3 separate regions of the Homo sapiens genome follow, and all the other regions are linked to region 2. The links are chromatin contacts, found by Hi-C or POLR2A ChIA-PET in ENCODE. All regions are on one chromosome and are shown on one strand. Each heading gives the region's core, a stretch centred on a gene start or an enhancer-like site at or near the end of the contact. The rest is flanking DNA. Distances are from core to core; before and after follow the strand shown.

What was found. A loop is a pair of places that touch in the nucleus more often than their neighbours do. ChIA-PET counts read pairs that join two places held with the same protein, here RNA polymerase II (POLR2A). Pooled maps may share reads with other maps.
Region 1: a loop to region 2 is called in a map of astrocyte of the cerebellum, with 6 times the contacts of the local background. The contact joins two enhancer-like sites. A Hi-C loop is called at or near these places in 4 of 168 maps with a recorded cell type or tissue (CD8-positive, alpha-beta T cell, IMR-90, aorta and 1 more) and 1 of 50 pooled maps. POLR2A ChIA-PET finds 5 or more read pairs at or near these places in 8 of 52 experiments (CD4-positive, alpha-beta T cell, GM12878, H1 and 5 more).
Region 3: a loop to region 2 is called in a map of PC-3, with 3 times the contacts of the local background. The contact joins two enhancer-like sites. A Hi-C loop is called at or near these places in 8 of 168 maps with a recorded cell type or tissue (PC-3, PC-9, chondrocyte and 5 more), 1 of 37 single-sample maps with no recorded cell type and 13 of 50 pooled maps. POLR2A ChIA-PET finds 5 or more read pairs at or near these places in 12 of 52 experiments (A673, GM12878, H1 and 7 more).

Annotation. Positions count from the first base shown.
Region 1 is chr9:71,890,181-71,894,093 of GRCh38, reverse strand. All of the region lies in intron 1 of ABHD17B (abhydrolase domain containing 17B, depalmitoylase), which reads left to right. Among named protein-coding and RNA genes, the nearest start is that of ABHD17B, 19 kb to the left of the region's middle. Within about 2 kb of position 2,318, at least 2 of the 41 ENCODE cell types and tissues checked have a DNase peak (open chromatin) inside an H3K27ac peak, as active enhancers do.
Region 2 is chr9:71,927,259-71,930,955 of GRCh38, reverse strand. All of the region lies in intron 1 of C9orf85 (chromosome 9 open reading frame 85), which reads right to left. Among named protein-coding and RNA genes, the nearest start is that of C9orf85, 17 kb to the right of the region's middle. Within about 2 kb of position 1,600, at least 2 of the 41 ENCODE cell types and tissues checked have a DNase peak (open chromatin) inside an H3K27ac peak, as active enhancers do.
Region 3 is chr9:71,960,904-71,964,497 of GRCh38, reverse strand. All of the region lies in intron 2 of C9orf85 (chromosome 9 open reading frame 85), which reads right to left. Among named protein-coding and RNA genes, the nearest start is that of C9orf85, 51 kb to the right of the region's middle. RefSeq lists an enhancer at 1-732. Within about 2 kb of position 1,702, at least 2 of the 41 ENCODE cell types and tissues checked have a DNase peak (open chromatin) inside an H3K27ac peak, as active enhancers do.

The DNA of each region.
Region 1 (3,913 bases), core at 1,069-3,568, 38 kb after region 2:
TTTTTTGAGATAGAGTCTCGCTCTGTCGCCCAGGCTGGAGTGCAGTGGTGCGATCTCAGCTCGCTGCAAGCGCTGTCCTGGGTTCACACCATTCTCTTGCCTCAGCCTCCCGAGTAGCTGGGACTACAGGTGCCCGCCACCACACCCAGCTAATTTTTTTGTATTTTTATTAGAGACAGGGTTTCACCATGTTAGCCAGGATGATCTCCATCTCCTGACCTTGTGATCCACCCGCCTTGGCCTACCAAAGTGCTGGGATTACAGGCGTGAGCCACCGCGCCCGGCCAGTGAAGTATCTTTGTATGCTAACAAGTTGACTGAAAGCCATGCACCTCTAGGTAGCTATTGGATGGATGTTAGTTACCCAGAAACAGGCAGGATTAGAGGGTTGGGATTTACAGTCCTGCCTGTTAATCTCTGGGTAGGAGAGAGGGCGTGAAGGTTAAGTTGATACCAACAGCCAGTGATTTAATCAATCATTGCCTACTTAACAAAGCTTCCATAAAAATCCAAAAGGACTGGATTCAGAAAGCTTCCAGATGGCTGAGCACATGGAGGGTGGCATCCCCTTCCTACATGCCTTGCCCTGTGCATCTCTTCAACTGTATCCTTTGTAATATCCTTTATAATAAACTGGTAAATCTGTCTCCCTGAGTTCTGTGCGTCGCTCTAACACATTAATCAGACTGGAGTAAGAGGTTGTGGGAACCCCAATTTATAGCCAGTTAGTCAGAAGCATAGGTAAAACAACCTGGGGCTTTAGATTGGGATTGGAAGTGGGGAGCCCTCAACCTGTGGGATGTGACACTGTCTCCAGGTAGATAATGTTGGAATTGAACTGGGTGGGAGGACACCCACCTGGTGTCCACTGCAGAAGCGATTGCTTGCATTGGGGGAAATCTCTCATACATCTGGTCACAGAAGTATTCTGGTGATTGTTGTGGTGTGAGTGCAAAGGACAAAATAGTTTGTTTTAGGTACAATGGAATATTTTTCAGCCTTGAAAAGGAAGGGAAATTCTAAGACATGCTACAATGAAATAAGCCTGTCACAAAAGGACAAATATTGTATAATTCCACTTGTATGAGGTACTTAGAATAGTCAAATTCATAGAGACAAAATGGTGGTTGCCAGAGGCTGGCAGGAGAAGAAAATGATGTTATTGTTTAGTGGGTATAGAGTTACAGTTGGGGAAGATGAAAAATAAAATCTGGTGATAATTGCACAATAATGTGGATGTATTTAATGCCATGGAACTGTACACTTAAAATAGTAACTTTTATCTATATTTTACCATAATTTAAAAAACACAACATTATTTCCCTACAGTGACCAAGATACAAAAACCACTCATTTTGGAAAACAGCTGTAGGAAATGACAACCTCCCTTACTCTCTCACCTCTGCACTTCCCCCACCTTATCACCTGCCTTCCCCCCCCCAAATTAATTTGCTAAATGTAAATTTATGTTTATAAATTTTATATTAACTAAATTTTGGTAAATATAGTGTACTTGTTTAGGAGCTTTGTGTTTTTTGTTTGTTTGTTTTTGTTTTTTTTTGAGAGGGAGTCTCACTCTGTCACCCAGGCTGGAGTGCAGTGGCGTGATCTCCTCTCACTGCAAGCTCCACCTCCCGGGTTCATGCCATTCTCCTGCCTCAGCCTCCCAAGTAGCTGGGACTACAGGCGCCCGCCACCACGCCTGGCTAATTTTTTTGTATTTTTAGTAGAGATGAGGTTTCACCGTGTTAGCCAGGATGGTCTCGATCTCCTGACCTCGTGATTCGCCCACCTCGACCTCCCAAAGTGCTGGGATTACAGGTGTGAGTCACTGCGCCTGGCCAGGAGCTTTGTTTTTAGTAGCCGGAACAACTTTGAAAACCTGAAGTTTTTCAAATTATAAATTTCTTCATTCTTTTTATATACTATGGAAGATTGTATCTGAAGCTTATGAGAACATCTTAGTTACAAAGTTTTAGAACTAGAAGAAACCTTATTATCAGTTTATGCTTTTCACTTTGTAGAAAAGGAAAATGAGGTATAAAGAGATTGACTTCCCTAAAGTCACCAGCTTTTTAATAGTAAAACTAGAACTGAAAGCCATGGCTCTTTTGATTCTTAGTGCTCTTTGGACTACACTGTGCTATCGTGCTGTCCAAAGGCTTCGTTGGCATCTCACTAGAAGAATTTACTGGGTAAAATTTTTAATTACATTATTGGACCAAGAGTTAAAGCTGTACTATGTTCTCGAATATTTGTAAAGTATCTTCTGGTCCCATTGAAGAGATAAACAGAACATACTTGTTTGCCCTATAGACAGGGTATGAGTGTGTGTGAGAGAGAGAGTGCGTATGTGTGTGTTTGTGAGAGACAGACTGACACTGACTACTCTATCTCCAAAATCCTCTTTATTCTAGCAGTTACAGGAGTTCCAATTCTGCAGTCAGTCCTATTCAGACTATAGGCCTTCTGGGTCAATAGGCTTACACAAATATAAAGGAAACCCAATTTAGTTCTTTGCTTAGAAATATGAACAGTCAAGAAAGAAGCATTCCAACAGCATGAAACCCAAGATGAACAAGCATTACCTGAAAAACACAAATGAAGAGAACAAAAAGAAAAGCTTTATAGATATAGTGGATAGTCCTAGGATTCCTAAAAAGGAATTCCACATGGAACAGAGAAGATGGAGAGGAAATAGAAGAAAAATTATCTGAGCTAAGTAAAGACTCGGGGCTTTAGATCAAATGGACCCATTAAGTATAAAACAAAATGGACAAACAATAACACACATTTAGATAATAGGCTTATGAAATTTCAGAGCTAAGGATGTAGGGAAATCTCATAAATATTTTTGAGAGATGAGAATCACTTTTAAAAAATCAGATTGGTAGACACTTTTATTACTTGGTACTAGAAAATGTGGACCAATGATTTAAATTTCGAGGAGAATTTTAAGAAACAACCTATAATTCTGAAGCAGACCTAGTTTGCTGTAAGTGTGGAAGTATACATAACAGTGTAGTTTACTTCGCCAGACCTTTGGGTAAGGGGGTGGGGGGTAGTGCTTGGGAGTTGTAGTACAGCAAAATCAAACAAAAAAATCTTACAAAAAGGAGCTTGAGATTCAGAATCAACAGAGGTATGTGATGAAAAGAAGTACTAGGTAGGCAGGCAACTGGGCTGTGAACTAACCCAGAACATAATTATTTCAAATTAAAACAGAAATCACTGGGGTCTAAACATGTCTTTAAGAACAACATGGATTTTGTTGAACAAATTCTAATAAATTGGAATATGTTAAATGTAATAAAAAGGCAAAAACTTCAGAAAATTAAAGCCTCTTCTGAAAGTCCAAATGTGAAGCAAACGAAAATGTGCCTTATTTTTGAACAGTGAGGTGTAATTGAGTATCAAGAATGTAAACACCTTGACACTTGGAATTTAGTGACATAAAATTGCTGTTTATTCTCTGAGTTTTACCATGCCCCTTGGATGGGCAGTGAATGACACTGTAAGTACTTTTTATTATCCAATTAATGAGAATCAACCAATAGATAAAAACTTAATAAATTGCAAATGATATAAAACTTAATGTGAAACTTAATTGTATAGTCAGCAATAATGGTATATGATTACATGGGGGAGCCAGAAGAAACTTCCTAAAGTTGATAGAATAAGAAATACAGGTTCAGCTATAATATCTAAAGTTATAACTAATACAAACTAAAATAAATCAGAATGAGCATAGAAGGTGGGAATTAGGGTAAATCTTCTCAGTCTTTCGTGTGTGTGTGTGTCTGTGTGACAGAGTCCAGCTCTGTCACCCAGGCTGGAATGCTGTGGCACAAACTTGGCTCACTGCAACCTCTGTCTCCTGGGCTCAAGCTATTCTCCTGTCTCAACCTCCCGA
Region 2 (3,697 bases), core at 351-2,850:
CTGAATTACCTCTGCCTTAGTTATAAGTTCAAAGGTCAGACCAAATGTGCTAGTGAATCTAAAATTAGGAACATGCTAAGAAATGTGGGTAATTTCTAGATCAGTGATTCTCAACCTTTGTTTGTGTCTTTTTTTTTTTTTTTTTTTTTTTTGAGACAGGGTCTTGCTCTGTCACCCAGATAGAGTGCAGTGGTGGGATCACGGCTCACTGTAGCCTCCACCTCCCAGGCTCAAGTGATCCTTTCACTTCAGCCTCCCTAGTAGCTGGGACCACAGGCATGTGCCACCATGCCTGGCTATTTTTTTTTTTTTTTGGTAGAGACAGAGTCTCACTATGTCACTATGTTGCCCAGGCTGGCCTCCAACCCCTGGGGCTCAAGCAATCCTCCCACCTCAGTCTCCCAAAGTGTTGGGATTACAGGTGTGAGCCAACATGCCTGGCCTGTTTCTGTCTTTACTGTCCACATAGCCATACCTTCATCATCATATACAGAAAGTGGCAAATCATAATTAACGGGAGAGTAATAAGTATTTTGGGGAAAAACAGGGAATAGAGAACCTGGAACATTATCTTCCAACAGAGAATATCCACATGAAAATTAAAGGAAATATAGCTATATGCATGAGTTTCTATCTTCTCAGATCTTCTAGTATCCTTATCATTTAGCTCCCTGCTTGGTTGTTTATGTTTCTGGTCAATGTTCTTCTGCTTACTCAAGTCTGAGTGATTTTATGTGCATGGAACATGGCTGTACTTTGGTCAGGTGTCCAGACAAAAGCATTCTTAGGGAAGAATTATTTATCTACAAAGTTTATTATAAAATAAATCTTTTGGTTTTTATTATAAAAATAATAGCAAACTAAATAATTTTTATTCAAAAGACTGCTACCATAAATCTACAAACCACATGTCTAATTCTGTATAAAAATTCTCCCTGCTATTTTTACAACATTCTTGTGGCTACGAGTAGGTATAATTATCCTCGTTTTGCAGATGAGAAACCTAAGGCTCAAAGAATTAAGAGATTTGCTTGAGGTCACAAAATTAATCAGAAGCAGCAGAGGCAGAATCCATAAAAAGATATCTTTAAGTTTAAGGCATGCTATTAAGTTACAAGTGGAACATGTGTTCCTATAGCTTTTTAGATCTTCTAAATATTAAAATAAAACACATATACTACTTGGAAGAGCACACATTTTCATTGGTACAGTGTTTTGACTTATTCTAACACTGGTATATTAACTGCTTTGTAAATAAGGCCAAACATGCTGGCTTGTTCCTAGAATAACATTAGAGTATTATACATTATTTAAAAGTCACAAAATTTCGAAGTTGGAAAAGTTCATTTAGAGAACAAAACATAATTTTTGCTAAGCAATGTTCTAAGAGAGGAGGATATAGTTTTCTATGATGCTGTTCCCAGATTTTCAACATACTGAGATCTAAACAATGAAGATCTAACTAAATGGTGAGCAATATGGGCCAACCTATGTACAATTCAACTGGAATGCAAAAAGCACCACTAAAGCAGCAATTGCATAGTGTCATGAGGCAACACACATGTTTTTATAAGCACTCATTAAAAGTTAAGTCACCATTTGAGATCTTGTCCAACCGGTACGGTATGCCCCAAGTTAGTGATCTTAAAAGAGACAAACCACTGATGGACTATTGTTTAACATGTATTAAACAAAAAAGAAGAATGAGATTTCCTAATAGGGATGTATGGAGTTAAGTCTTACAAACATAATAATTGGTAATGTCCACAAACCAAATGATTTTGTCTTTAAAAAAAATCTGCTTCGTAAGTCATTTACTTGGGGCAGGTGTAAGAGGACAATGACCATCTTAAAACTAACTTCCTCAAAGATAGGTGCCTCGCTCTGGTCATATTAATATGTCACAAGAATACCCTATTTATGGTAACAATGAATTCAAGAGTCAACTCACATCAGGAAGAAATTAGATTGTACCATGATTCATTTGGTTTAAAGCTCAGTATTCACATGTGACCTGCCTAACTTCAGTTGAGAGCATTTTCTCACTCTTAGAAACAGCAGAAAGAGGATTTTGATGACAAGAATATAAAAATCTAAGGGATAAAATTAATATATATTCTTAATGAAGAATGCAAATTACCTGTAATAAAATACTACCTTTTATTTCCATACTTTTGCTGTATCTGAATTTGTCCTATAATTCTTTTCATTTTATTCTCAAATCATCCTTGTGTGAAGGAAAATAAGTGGTACTGTTATTTATTGATATTCTAACTTATAAAGAGTTGGTATAACTCACCCACAGTTATATAAAGAGTGACTCAGTATTCATGTGAAGAGTCTACTCCTGGTGTGGCCCTGACTCCAAGTTTAGGACTCCTTCCAACATATTAAACTATAAAATGTGTCACAGGTTAGAATTAAGTACAGTCTGTATCATGACCATCTCTTTATTGTCTACAGGAACAATCCAAAAAAATATGAGCTAGTATGTACTCCGCATTATGCTAAGCATCTCAAAGATTCAGAAGATTCATGATGTGTAGTCCCTTCCTCACAGTGCATTCTATAAATCTGAACAGCAAGCAATATATTCTTAGAGTTAAAATAGTGTTTAAAATAAGAAATTAACTAACTGATTTCTTCAAAGTGAGCTTTTAGAAAAATTTGCATTGAGAAGGAGGCATATAGATACAGGGCTAATTGACAGCTCGTGCAGATATTCACATAAGCCATTGCCTTTTTTTTTTTTTTTTTTTTTTTTTTTTTGAGACAGAGCCTCATTCTGTTGCCCAGGCTGGAGTACAGTGGCAGAATCTTGATTCACTGTAACCTCCGCCTCCTGGGTTCAAGCGAGTGTCCTGCCTCAGCCTCCCAAGTAGCTGGGATCACAGGAATGTGCTACCATGCTCTACTAATTTTTGTATTTTTAGTTAGAGTCGGAGTTTCATCATGTTGGCCAGGCTGGTCTCAAACTCCTAGCCTCAAGTGATCCACCCGCCTTGGCCTCCCAAAGTGCTGGGATTACAGGCATGAGCCACTGTGCCTGGCCATGAAATGCAAGTAACTTGATAAAGGACAGAAAATAAAGTAATCCAGTTAACTGTTTTTTACAGAGAGGAGAAACCCCGTGTTTTTAATGTTATATTATATAAATACTACTACAGTTCAAATATCACTTTACTAATGAACTAAAAATCTACTTCAAGAACTTATCAGCTATTTTTAATTTTAAGCTTTTTATCATAAGAAGGTCTTAGTAATATTACTAGATTGCTTACTATTGCTTCTTGTACACTGGTCTTATCTCCCAGCTAGACTATTAACACTACAAAGGCCAGAATGATAGGCACTCAGACTTTAAAATTTTGATGGCAATACTGATTTTTCTTGTTTGTGGCTTCTCCACCACCCAAACAAGACAAGATCGTTAGCTTGCATTTATTTTTAATCCCTAGGTTTGGTTGAAACCTGGAACTATGAGTTTACTTTTTTTTCTTCTAAAAGATTTACCTCTTCTATTTTTATAATTCTATATAACAACAGCATTAAATTTCACTACCATATTGTCAATCATTTTTAAAGTTAACCCAGTTTTCCTAAGTTCTTGGTTCATCAGTTTCTTCTCTCGCATCTTTTTATATTCTGGAGTACACCCCTAAATGTATACTTTTTTTTTTTTTTTTTTTGACAAACT
Region 3 (3,594 bases), core at 453-2,952, 33 kb before region 2:
ATTGCTCCCGGTGGGCTTGTGGTCTCGCTGGCTTCAGGAATGAAGCTGTAGACCTTTGCGGTGAGTGTTAAAGCTTATAAAGGCAGTGTAGACCCAAAGAGTGAGCAGCAGCAAGATTTATTGCAAAGAACCAAGCTTCCACAGTGTGGAAGGGGACCCCAGCAGGTTGCCACTGCTGGCTGGGGCAGCCTGCTTTTATTCTCTTCTCTGGCCCCACCCACATCCTGCTGATTGGTAGAGCCCAGTGGTCTGTGTTGACAGGGCGCTGACTGGTGCGTTTACAATCCCTAAGCTAGACACAAAGGTTCTCCACGTCCCCACCAGATTAGCTAGATACAGAGTGTCTATACAAAGGTTCTCCAAGGCCCCACCAGAGTAGCTAGATACAGTGTCGATTGGTGCATTCACAAACCCTGAGCTAGACACAGGGTGCTGATTGGTGTATTTACAATCCCTGAGCTAGACATAAAGGTTCTCCACGTCCCCACCAGACTCAGGAGCCCAGCTGGCTTCACCCCGTGGATCCCACTCCGGGGCTGCAGATGGAGCTGCCTGCCAGTCCCGTGCCGTGCGCCCGCACTCCTCAGCCCTTGGGTGGTTGATGGGACTGGGCTCCGTGGAGCAGGGGGTGGCGCTGGTAGGGGAGGCTCAGGTTGCACAGGAGTCCAGGGAGGGGTGGGAGGCCCAGGCATGGCGGACTGCAGGTCCCGAGCTCTGCCCCGCAGGAAGGCAGCTAAGGCCCGGGGAGAAATCAAGCGCAGCGCCAGTGGGCTGGCACTGCTGGGGGACCCAGTACACCCTCTGCAGCCGCTGGCCTGGGTGCTAAGCCCCTCATTGCCCGGGGCGGCAGGGCCGGCCAGCTAATCTGAGTGCAGGGCCCGCCAAGCCCACGCCCACCCGGAACTCCAGCTGGCCCGCAAGCGCCTCGCGCAGCCCGGGTTCCCGCTCACGCCTCTCCCTCCACACCTCCCTGCAAGCTGCGGGAGCTGGCTCCAGACTTGGCCAGCCCAGAAAGGGGCTACCACAATGCAGCGGTGGGCTGAAGGGCTCCTCAAGTGCCGCCAAAGTGGGAGCCCAGGCAGAGGAGGCACCGAGAGCGAGCGAGGGCTGTGAGGACTGCCAGCACGCCGTCACCTCTCACCACCATCTTGGAAGCAGCACACCGCCATCTTGGAAGTGGCCTGCCACCATCTTGGGAGCTCTGGGAGCAAGGATCCCCCGGTAACAATGTAATCTCTGAAAGTTACTTTAACTTCTCTGAGTCTCATTTTTTATAATGGATACTAAAAGTCCTGGCAGCTTAGCATGAACAAAAACAGTAGCATCAAATTATACTAGTAATCACTGTATCATCCCTTCCACAACCCCAGTTAAAAAACAAAAAACGCTTAAGATTTTTTTATGACACTGTTGTCATAGTAACACAACCTTTTTTTTTGGTGAGACGGAGTTTCACTCTTGTCCCCCATGCTGGAGTGCAATGGCGCAATCTCGGCTCACTGCAACCTCCACTTCCCGGGTTCAAGTGATTATCGTGCCTCAGCCTCCCGAGTAGCTGGGATTATAGCCACGCACCACTACACCTGGCTAATTTTTGTATTTGTAGTAGAGACAGGGTTTCACCATGTTTGCCGGGCTGGTCTCGAACTCCTGACCTCAAGTGATCCGCCTGCCTCGGCCTCCCAAAGTGCTAGGATTACAAGCATGAGCCACTGCGCCCAGCCAGTAACACAACTTTTTGTATTGTATAATTAAACCTATCAACATCTGGCAAATCTGTTTGAAGGAAGTAAAATTTCTCCTCTATCTTCTTAGGGTTTCCCTTTGGGACTGACATAAAATAGATTACTACTTGCTAGAAATAAAAGACTTTACGTGATTACAACTCTTCTGGCACTGCCTTCATTTCCTGGTTATTACACTTTAACCTTTAACATAATTTAGCTCCTGTCGTACTTTCATGTATGTGATGACGAGGTACTTTTGTAAACAGTGTTCCACAGTACTCCACCCTTGGTGTACAAAACAGAAACGCAACATTGCTGAAGTTTCATAAAGTCCTATTTTCCTGCAATGGCTCTAAGTCATCTGTAGTCAACATAGCAAGATCATAAAACTTTACTATGGGATAACATCATATGCTACTTAGAGAATGCTTTTAAGGAAACAATATCCCCAAATTCTAAGTATCTCGAGTATAAGAACTTATTACACAGTTCACTTCCTTGTGTCCCTAGATTACAAGTTTGAAAGTAAATGAAGAGGCTATATATACTACCTTGTCTTAATGCAGTAGACAAGTAGATTACAATAATTCTTAATTTTATTTTTTGAGACAGGGTCTCACTCTGTCGCCCAGGCTGGAGTACAGTAGTGCAATCACAGCTCATTGAAGCCTCAACTTCCCAGGCTTAAACAATCCTTGCACCTCAGCCTCCAGAATAGCTGGAACTACAGGAGCACGTCACCACGCCTAGCTAATTTTTTCTATTTTTTGTAGTGACAGGGTCTCACTATGTTGCCCAAGTTGGTCTAGCACTTTTGGGCTCAAGGCATCCTCCAGCCTCGGCCTCCCAAAATACTGGGTTTACAGCCCATAATTCATAACGGGTACAAAATATTTACCTCTGACCAAGTGTAGTTTATGAAAAATAAAAAATAAAAATTATTCAATACTTTAGGGCAGGCAATTTTAAATCAAAGCATGAACTGGAGTCCTCATGAACTGGAGAGGCATTGAAGGAAGTAATAAAAGCTCTCTACTGCTTTCACCTTTAAAGACAGTAAGACCATGGTTGTGGGCAACAAACGACAATACAGCCACAGTTTACAGTTATTTTATACTATCATGTGATACAAAGAGCTATCAATGACTAAAACTCCACTCTAGAACATTTTAATACTCTTGGAATGTGGTGACACAATTTTTTTGTTTTTGAGGCGGAGTCTTACTTTGTTGCCCAGGCTGGAGTGCAGTGGCGCGATCTCAGCTCACCACAACCTCAGCCTCCCAGGTTCAAGCGATTCTCCTGCCTTAGCCTCCCTGGTAGCTGGGACTACAGGTGCATGCCACCATGCCCGGCTAATTTTTGTATTTTTAGTAGAGACAGGGTTTCACTTATGTTGGCCAGGCTGGTCTCGAACTTCTGACCTCATGATCCACCCGCCTTGGCCTCCCAAAGTGCTGGGATAACAGGTGTGAGCCACTGCGCCTGGCCGTGGTGACCCAATTTTCAAATCACTAATTAACCTTCAGAGCCTCAGCCTGTTATAAGAAATGCTGGAGGCCAGGCGTGGTGGCTTACACCTGTAAATCCCAGCACTCTGGGAGACCGAGGTGGGCGGATCACCTGAGGTCCGGAGTTTGAGACCAGCCTGACCAACATGGAGAAATCCCGTCTCTACTGAAAATACAAAAATAGCCGGGTGTGGTGGCGCATGCCTGTAATCCCAGGTACTCGGGAGGCTGAGGCAGGAGAATCACTTGATCCCGGGAGGCAGAAGTTGTGGTGAGCCAAGATTGTGTCACTTTTCTCCAACTTGGGCAAAAAGAGCAAAACTCCGTCTCAAAAAAAAAAAAAAAACAATTTGGAA